Linked DNA regions of Homo sapiens: region 1 is linked to region 2. The links are chromatin contacts, found by Hi-C or POLR2A ChIA-PET in ENCODE. All regions are on one chromosome and are shown on one strand. Each heading gives the region's core, a stretch centred on a gene start or an enhancer-like site at or near the end of the contact. The rest is flanking DNA. Distances are from core to core; before and after follow the strand shown.

Region 1 (3,537 bases), core at 584-3,083, 250 kb before region 2:
TTATCAAGGATTCTCCTGCCTCAGCCTCCCGAGTAGCTTGAATTACAGGTGCATACCACCACACCCAGCTAATTTTTGTATTTTTAGTAGAGACGGGGTTTCACCACGTTGGCCAGGCTGGTCTCAAACTCCTGACCTTGTGATCCACCTGCCTCAGCCTCCAAAATGCTGGGATTTACAGGCGTGAACCACTGTGCCTGGCAAAGTTTTTCTATTTTTATTGCTAGTACCTACTACTATTTTTCTGATTCTTCTGTCTCCAAAACCTCACTGCCATTCTTTTCTATAGTACTTCTTTTTTTTTCCTCTCTCTTTTCTTTTTCCTTTTGTTTTTTTGAGACAAGGTCTCACTCTATCACCCAAGTTGGAATGTGGAGGCTCACTGCAGCCTCCACCTCCCAGGCTCAAGCAATCCTCCCACTTCAGCCTCCTCAGTAGCTGGGACTACAGGTGCATGTCACCTGTTTAATTTTTTTACAAATTTTTGCAAAGATGGGGTCCCACTATGTTGCCCTGTCTGGTCTTGAACTCCTGGGCTCAAGCAATCCTCCCACTTCAGCTTCCCAAAGTGCTGCAATTACAGGCATGTAATCAGCCTCTTTTCTATAAAAATATTCTATTGCAGTACTTGATTTAAGGAGATTGTAGAAAATTTGGGGAAAGGTTCCAAGATATTGACACTTTGGTAAATAATTCTTAAGAGAAAAACCAAAAGAGCTTGATCTATTAAGTCAGAAGTGAGATAAGGAACATAAGGACTTTTTCTTGTTTGTATCCAGACCAATAACAACAACAAAAAACATAGACCTGTGAGCAGCTGACATGAAATTTGTGGTGACTAATTAATTTTTAATTAATTAACTTGTGCTGCCTTGTTCATCTACTAATTTCCAGGTTCCCAATGGCTTACTGATAAATTAGTCCTAATGAAATCAAACAGATCTAAAAGGAACCAGTGTTTCTCTCTCCTAGGATTATCTCCATGTTTCTAAAGACAGACCAAAACCAGAAGGTTACTTCCAAGATTTAATCTGTACCAACCAGTCCAAATATTATTGGTTTTCAAGCATTCGATTTCCCTGCACAAAGAGCATGTACTTTCTTAACAGTGACTTGGCACTAAACTCCGTCTTCAAATTTAGCTATGCAGTCTTGACTTTGAACTAGACAGGGGATTTCCATATTTTCCCCATCTTCATTTTAATAAAATGCCTCAATTTTCTTCAGTACTACTTTAAAAAATTCAGGCTCTGTCTCTAAGAAACGAAAGAGTAGAGTGTTGTAGTTTTATAGAAATTTAAATTTAAAGTTTCATATATTATAGGCACCATTCATAAAACTACATATGGAAATTTAGAACTTAAATTAAGCATAAATATTTATCAAAGAGAGGAGTAGGGGCAAGAAATGCATACAGCTAAGGATATGGTAGCTTGAATTAGGATCATGGTAGTGGAAATGAAAATTGAAAGCATTCAGTAAGCGTTTCAGAAGTAGATGGATAATAATGGGGATGGTGGGAGATGACAGATGGCAAGAGAGGAGGCAAGGATGATTTCTAAGTTTTTAGCTCAAGTGACTTGGGGGACACAGTGCCATTTACTGGGATATGTAGGCTAGAGTACAGGTATGAGAAAATAACCCTTTCAATTTTGTAGACATTTTACTTTTGAGAAGCCTAGTAGACTTCCAGATGAAGATGTCAAATAAGACATTAGATATATGACTTTGGGGCTTTGGGGTGAGGTCAGGGCCATAGGTGTTGATTTGGTGGTCATAGGCATAGAGACAGTATTTAAAGCCATAGTCCCTGATGAAGTAAGAGTGTAAAAAAAAAAAAGAGAGAGCGAACTGGGGCTAAGAAGCTAACCCTCATACATGTCACAGTTTAGAGGTTTTGGAAAGAGAAGACAGAAAATGAAACTAAAAAGATGTGAATAGAGAGGAGGAACACCAAGAGTATGAAAGATGAGACAGAGACCAAGAAAAGAAACTAACGAATGTCGCTGAGAGATGAGTCAAGTGAGGAAAGAAAATGACCTCTTGTTTGGGCTACATGAAGGTCAATAGGTCTTCAATGACCTCAAGAACCTTGACATGAGTCCACGGAGTTGTGGGGAGAAAAGCTTGAATGGAAGGTGAAGATGCGAAAATTGTGTCTGTAGTCAACTCTTTCAAGAAATTTTTTTAGACAGGAGGCCCAGAAGTGGTATGATTGTGAGAGGGGAATGTGAGGTCAAGGGGTTTGCTCTGTCATTGTTGTTGTTTTTATTCCTTTTTACTTTGGAAATTTAACCTACAAACAACCAGAGAATAATATAAAGTACCCTCATGTACCCATCACCCAGCTTCAATAATGATCAACTTTTTTGTTTGTTTCAACTATTGCCCCATTAAAATTGTTTTATTAAGGTAAATTTACAAAAGTAAAATTCACTGTTTTGGGTGTACAGTTCTGAGTGTGTATAATTGTATACAGCCATATATAACCACCACTAAAATCAAGACATAGAACAGTTCAATCACCCCCAAATGGTGCTTCCTGCCCCTTTGTAGTCATCTTCTCCTTTCACTCACAGATCCTGAGTCTTCATCTAGCTCTTCTAGACTCTAGACCTCCATATCTGACTCCCTGCTGGAGAGCTCTACTTGTATGTCTCATAGAAATGTCAGATTCACTATGTTTAAAAATAAATTATTGGAAATGAAAAGGCAAGCCACAGACTGGTATAAAAAATATTTGCAAATCATAGCTTCAACAAAAAACATATATCCAACAAAGACCTTATTATTGAGCTACTGTGATTCAATAATAAGACAAACAGCTCAATTTTTTAAATGAGCAAAAGATTTAAATAGATACTTTAACAAAAAGATATACAGATGGCAAATAAACACGTTAGAAGATGCTCGACATTATTAGTCATTATGGAAATGCAAATCAAACCACAACAAGATAGCACTGCATACCCACTAGAATGGCTAAAATTAAAAAGCTAGACCATATCATGTGTTGGCAAGGATGTAGAGCAACTGAAGCTCTCCCATATACTGCTGGTGGGAATGTAAAATGATATCATCACTTTGGAAAATGGTTTGTCAGTTTCTTTAAAAGTTAAACATATACTTAACCATATAATTTAGCTATCCCACTCATAGATACTTACCCAAGCTATAAATGAAAGCATGCCCAAGAGAAAGAAAAACATCATCTGTACACACAAAGACTTGTACACTCATGTTCCTAGCAGCTTTATTTGTAACAGTCTAAATTAAAAACAACCCAAATGTCCATCGACAGGTGAATGAATAAAAAATTTTGGTGTATCTATACAATGGAATATTACTCAGCAATAAAAGGAAGTGAACTATTGATACACACAACGTGGATAGATTCAAAATAATTATGCTGAATGGGAGAAGCCAAACAAAAAGGAGTAATTCATATAGTATTCAATTCATGTCAAATTCTAGAAAATCCAAACTAATATACAGTGACAGAAAGCAGATCAGTGGTTCCCTGGGATGACAGGGCAC
Region 2 (3,452 bases), core at 559-3,058:
ATATCTAGAAAGAGTACCTAGGTTTATGATTCACAGTACCTTCTTATCAGCTTTAGAGGTCCTTAAGAGTGAGGATATGACATGGGATCTGTTAAGGATGGCATTTCCCCCATGAGGAAAGTGAAGCCCAGAGAAAGCCTGCGACAGCCCAGAGTTGAGGTTAATCAGTGGCAGAACCAGAAACCCCATGTCCTAATGCCTCCTCTAGCATTCTGCATAAGCTTCACAGCCTTCAACCCAGGGTGTAAGTTGGGGGAGATTTCATACGATCCGATCCACATTTCGTGCATTACGTTTCACCAGAGGCCCAAGGAGCTAACGTAGGCAATGGTGTCAGAGACCCAAGTCCTAATCAGAATTCTACCACTTACTAACTGGAAGGTCCTGGGGATGTTAACCTCCTAAATCTCAGTTTCCTCGTTTGTAAAAGAGGTAATTATAAATAGTTCATTGAGTTGTTGTGGGAACTCACGTCATAACATTTGAAAAGCTTAGTATGGGATCTGCTGTACGGTAGGTGCTCAATAGATGATAGTTTTTTTATGGGTCAGGTGCTGTGCTACCCACTGGAAATACAAAGAAAAAATAAGATACCATCCCTGCCCTCAAGTAGTCTGCAGTGTAGTTGGGAAGACAGACATACATGTGAATAAAATAGTGTGCATTGAATGTAATGAGAGCAGCAAGGTGGTCCATAAAGCGAGCAGACTGCAGTTGTTTGAGGAGGCTTCAGAATGAAGTGTTGCACAGATTTTTGAAGATGAATAATAGTGTTAAGGCAGGCAAAGATTCTTCCTTTCAGAAGGAGAAAAGAGTACATAATGTGCTAATACCTGGACCCATGAAATAATATTTTAATATTAACATATTAAATTAACATATTAACATGGAGTTGGAATCAGTTTACAGTGCTGTGGTCTAAAGTCTCCAGCCAGAGAAGCCAGAAGGACGGCAGAAAGGAGGACAATCTAAGTGGCTTGGAGGCTACTCTGGGTGGATATGGGTCAATCCTGAAAGGTTTTTAAGCTGGGAAGTAATATGGTGATATTTGTGTTCTATAAAGATTACTCTGTGGCTACGTGAAGCATGAACTGGAGGAGGCAGGAGCAGGAGGGCTGGTAAGACATAATGAGGGCATTGCATCTGGTTTGGGCAATTGGACTCTGTCACCAAAACTGATTTGGAAGTGATGATGTTGAGCAGTTCTGACGCTTGTAGAAAAAGTGGAAGGAGGTAAGGGTAGGTGGGGATACACACACATTTTTTGGATGGGCCCCTCTTTTCTGCCCCTACATCCCTCTCCTCCGGTGTGTCGTTTCCCTGATCTACTTCAACCTGCAGATCTATCTAGCAGGCACCTCACTTGGGGATTTGTTCCCATACCAGCAAGAAGCTTATAAATTCCTCTGTTAGGCACCTTAAGCTGGTTGAGGTTGTCCAGGTGCCGTGAGGTGCCTCAGAGCTGCCCCTTCCCAGTGTGCACTTTCCACAGCTATCTCCTGTTTTTCGACCACTGAACTCTCAAACTCTCAGTATTTGCATATTCTTGTTTCCTGTAAATTTGCTCCCTCCTTCACTAATCTCTGCTCGCCCTGAGCTCCAGAATTGTCATTCCTGGAGACCTTGGTTAACATCTGAAACTCCTGCTTTGCTATGTGTTTTAAGAATGTACATGTTGGATATGTGATAAAATCAGTACAGCCACTGAAGGGGAAATGAGAACAGGGCTTGGAAGGAAGAAATTTGTTACATTCACAGGTCCCATAGAGGCGTGTCACCACATGCTACGCAGGGCCACAAGGGAAAACACCCGTGTTAGTCAGGAGGCAGAAGGCAGGAGCCAGGGGAGAGCTTGGGCCAGCCACAGCCTTTATTGGAGTTTCCAAGGGAAAGGCAAGGCAGGGCAGGGTTAACAGTTTAGAATTGCTAGTTGAAGTAGTTTGGTTAGGCTCCAAGCTTTCTGGGTGGTCCCTGCTTGCTTGGTACCTGGCTGTGGTATAGTAAAGGCAGAGAAATATTGCCTCTGAGGGCCAGATAGAGGAGGGGTGTCTCTAGATTGGTGAATTTTCTTGTCAAAGGCATGCTACCAGCCGGGCTCTTTGTTATCTCTGAGAATCGGCTAGCCTTGAAAGAGACAGTCTCTCTCTAGCCAGAAAGGTAGTTTTAAGATGTCAAAACATCTAATATGCAGAAAATACAAAATATGTAAAATACATAATGATACCTTCTATTCTTAGTCAACCTGTTTGCCTGTTTATTGATCTGAGATCTGATTTCCCAACCCCCAGCCACTCACCCCCCACCGCCCCAACACTGAGAATTTTGAAAAATTCTCTTTCAAAAGAAGGGATTAGGTTTTTTCCACCAAAAAGTTGTTTTTAATATGAGAAGTCAAGCCTTTTTGACATTTCTTATTAGTTAATATTCTTTCCTTACCAGTTAATTGTTCATTTGTTGTTTTTCTTCTGTCTTATACAGGCAGTTGTGAAAACAAAATGGTTGTATAATTTACCTTTAAAACCTACCAAGAGAGTTTCTTATGATTTCAGTGTAATAGGAAAACCATTGTATAAATGAGAACTCTCAACTTTCCTAGAATAAGGAATAAGAAAAAATAATAAATATTAATTTCAAAACTTAGATATAGAAAAAGAACTTCCTAAATGCCTGTGTTTTCCAACTTGAAGTAACATTGACTTTAAAATGCATTTCTAACAAAGTTCACTCAGGTTCATTTACTTCTTTAGATTATGAAGTATATCATACATGTGGAAGGGAATATATAACATGTAGATACACTTTAAAGGATTAAATAAAGAAAACATCCACATTTCTGCTACTCATCTGAAGAACATTATCATTGCTACTGAAACCCTTATGTACCTCTCTCCTATTGTTTTCTCCTCTCCCCAACTACTTTCCTGGATTTTGAGTTACTTACTGTCTTGTTTGTTTGCTTTTTTTTTTTTAGTTTTACTACATATGTACCACATATAATTTTACCATATATATATCCCAAAGCAATATACTATCTCATTTTAGCTTTTATGTAATAGAATCATACTGATTATTTTGTGACTTGCTCCCCACAAAACACAATGTTCTGAGTTTTATCCAGGTTGACCTGTGTAACTTTAGTTCATTCATTTTCATTGCTATAGAATATTTTATTGTGTTTATTTTACTGTAGTTTATTTAGCCATGCCACTGTCAAAGGGTCCTACATTTTATCATGTATATGGAAACCTTATTGGCTTCCTTATTAATAAAAGTAATTTGTAGATTCTTTATATCATTTACAAGTAATGATAGTTTTTTTTCCCTTTCCAACCCATAAAATGTTAATTCTTTTTTCTTGTCTTACTGAACTGGCAAGAATCTCCAATGTTAAATTAAAATAGTGATAGATAAAACTTTAACTTTTCATTTATATTATAAAGTATGGTATTTGT

What was found. A loop is a pair of places that touch in the nucleus more often than their neighbours do. ChIA-PET counts read pairs that join two places held with the same protein, here RNA polymerase II (POLR2A). Pooled maps may share reads with other maps.
Region 1: a pooled map shows a loop between it and region 2 (2.1-fold over the local background). The contact joins two enhancer-like sites. A Hi-C loop is called at or near these places in 1 of 168 maps with a recorded cell type or tissue (PC-9) and 4 of 50 pooled maps. POLR2A ChIA-PET finds 5 or more read pairs at or near these places in 2 of 52 experiments (T-cell and activated T-cell).

The regions. Positions count from the first base shown.
Region 1 is chr6:90,423,792-90,427,328 of GRCh38, reverse strand. No RefSeq gene overlaps it. Among named protein-coding and RNA genes, the nearest start is that of MIR4464, 110 kb to the right of the region's middle. RefSeq lists an enhancer at 1,764-2,053. Within about 2 kb of position 1,833, at least 4 of the 41 ENCODE cell types and tissues checked have a DNase peak (open chromatin) inside an H3K27ac peak, as active enhancers do.
Region 2 is chr6:90,174,432-90,177,883 of GRCh38, reverse strand. The region is part of intron 4 of BACH2 (BACH transcriptional regulator 2); the gene reads left to right. Among named protein-coding and RNA genes, the nearest start is that of BACH2, 120 kb to the left of the region's middle. Within about 2 kb of position 1,808, at least 9 of the 41 ENCODE cell types and tissues checked have a DNase peak (open chromatin) inside an H3K27ac peak, as active enhancers do.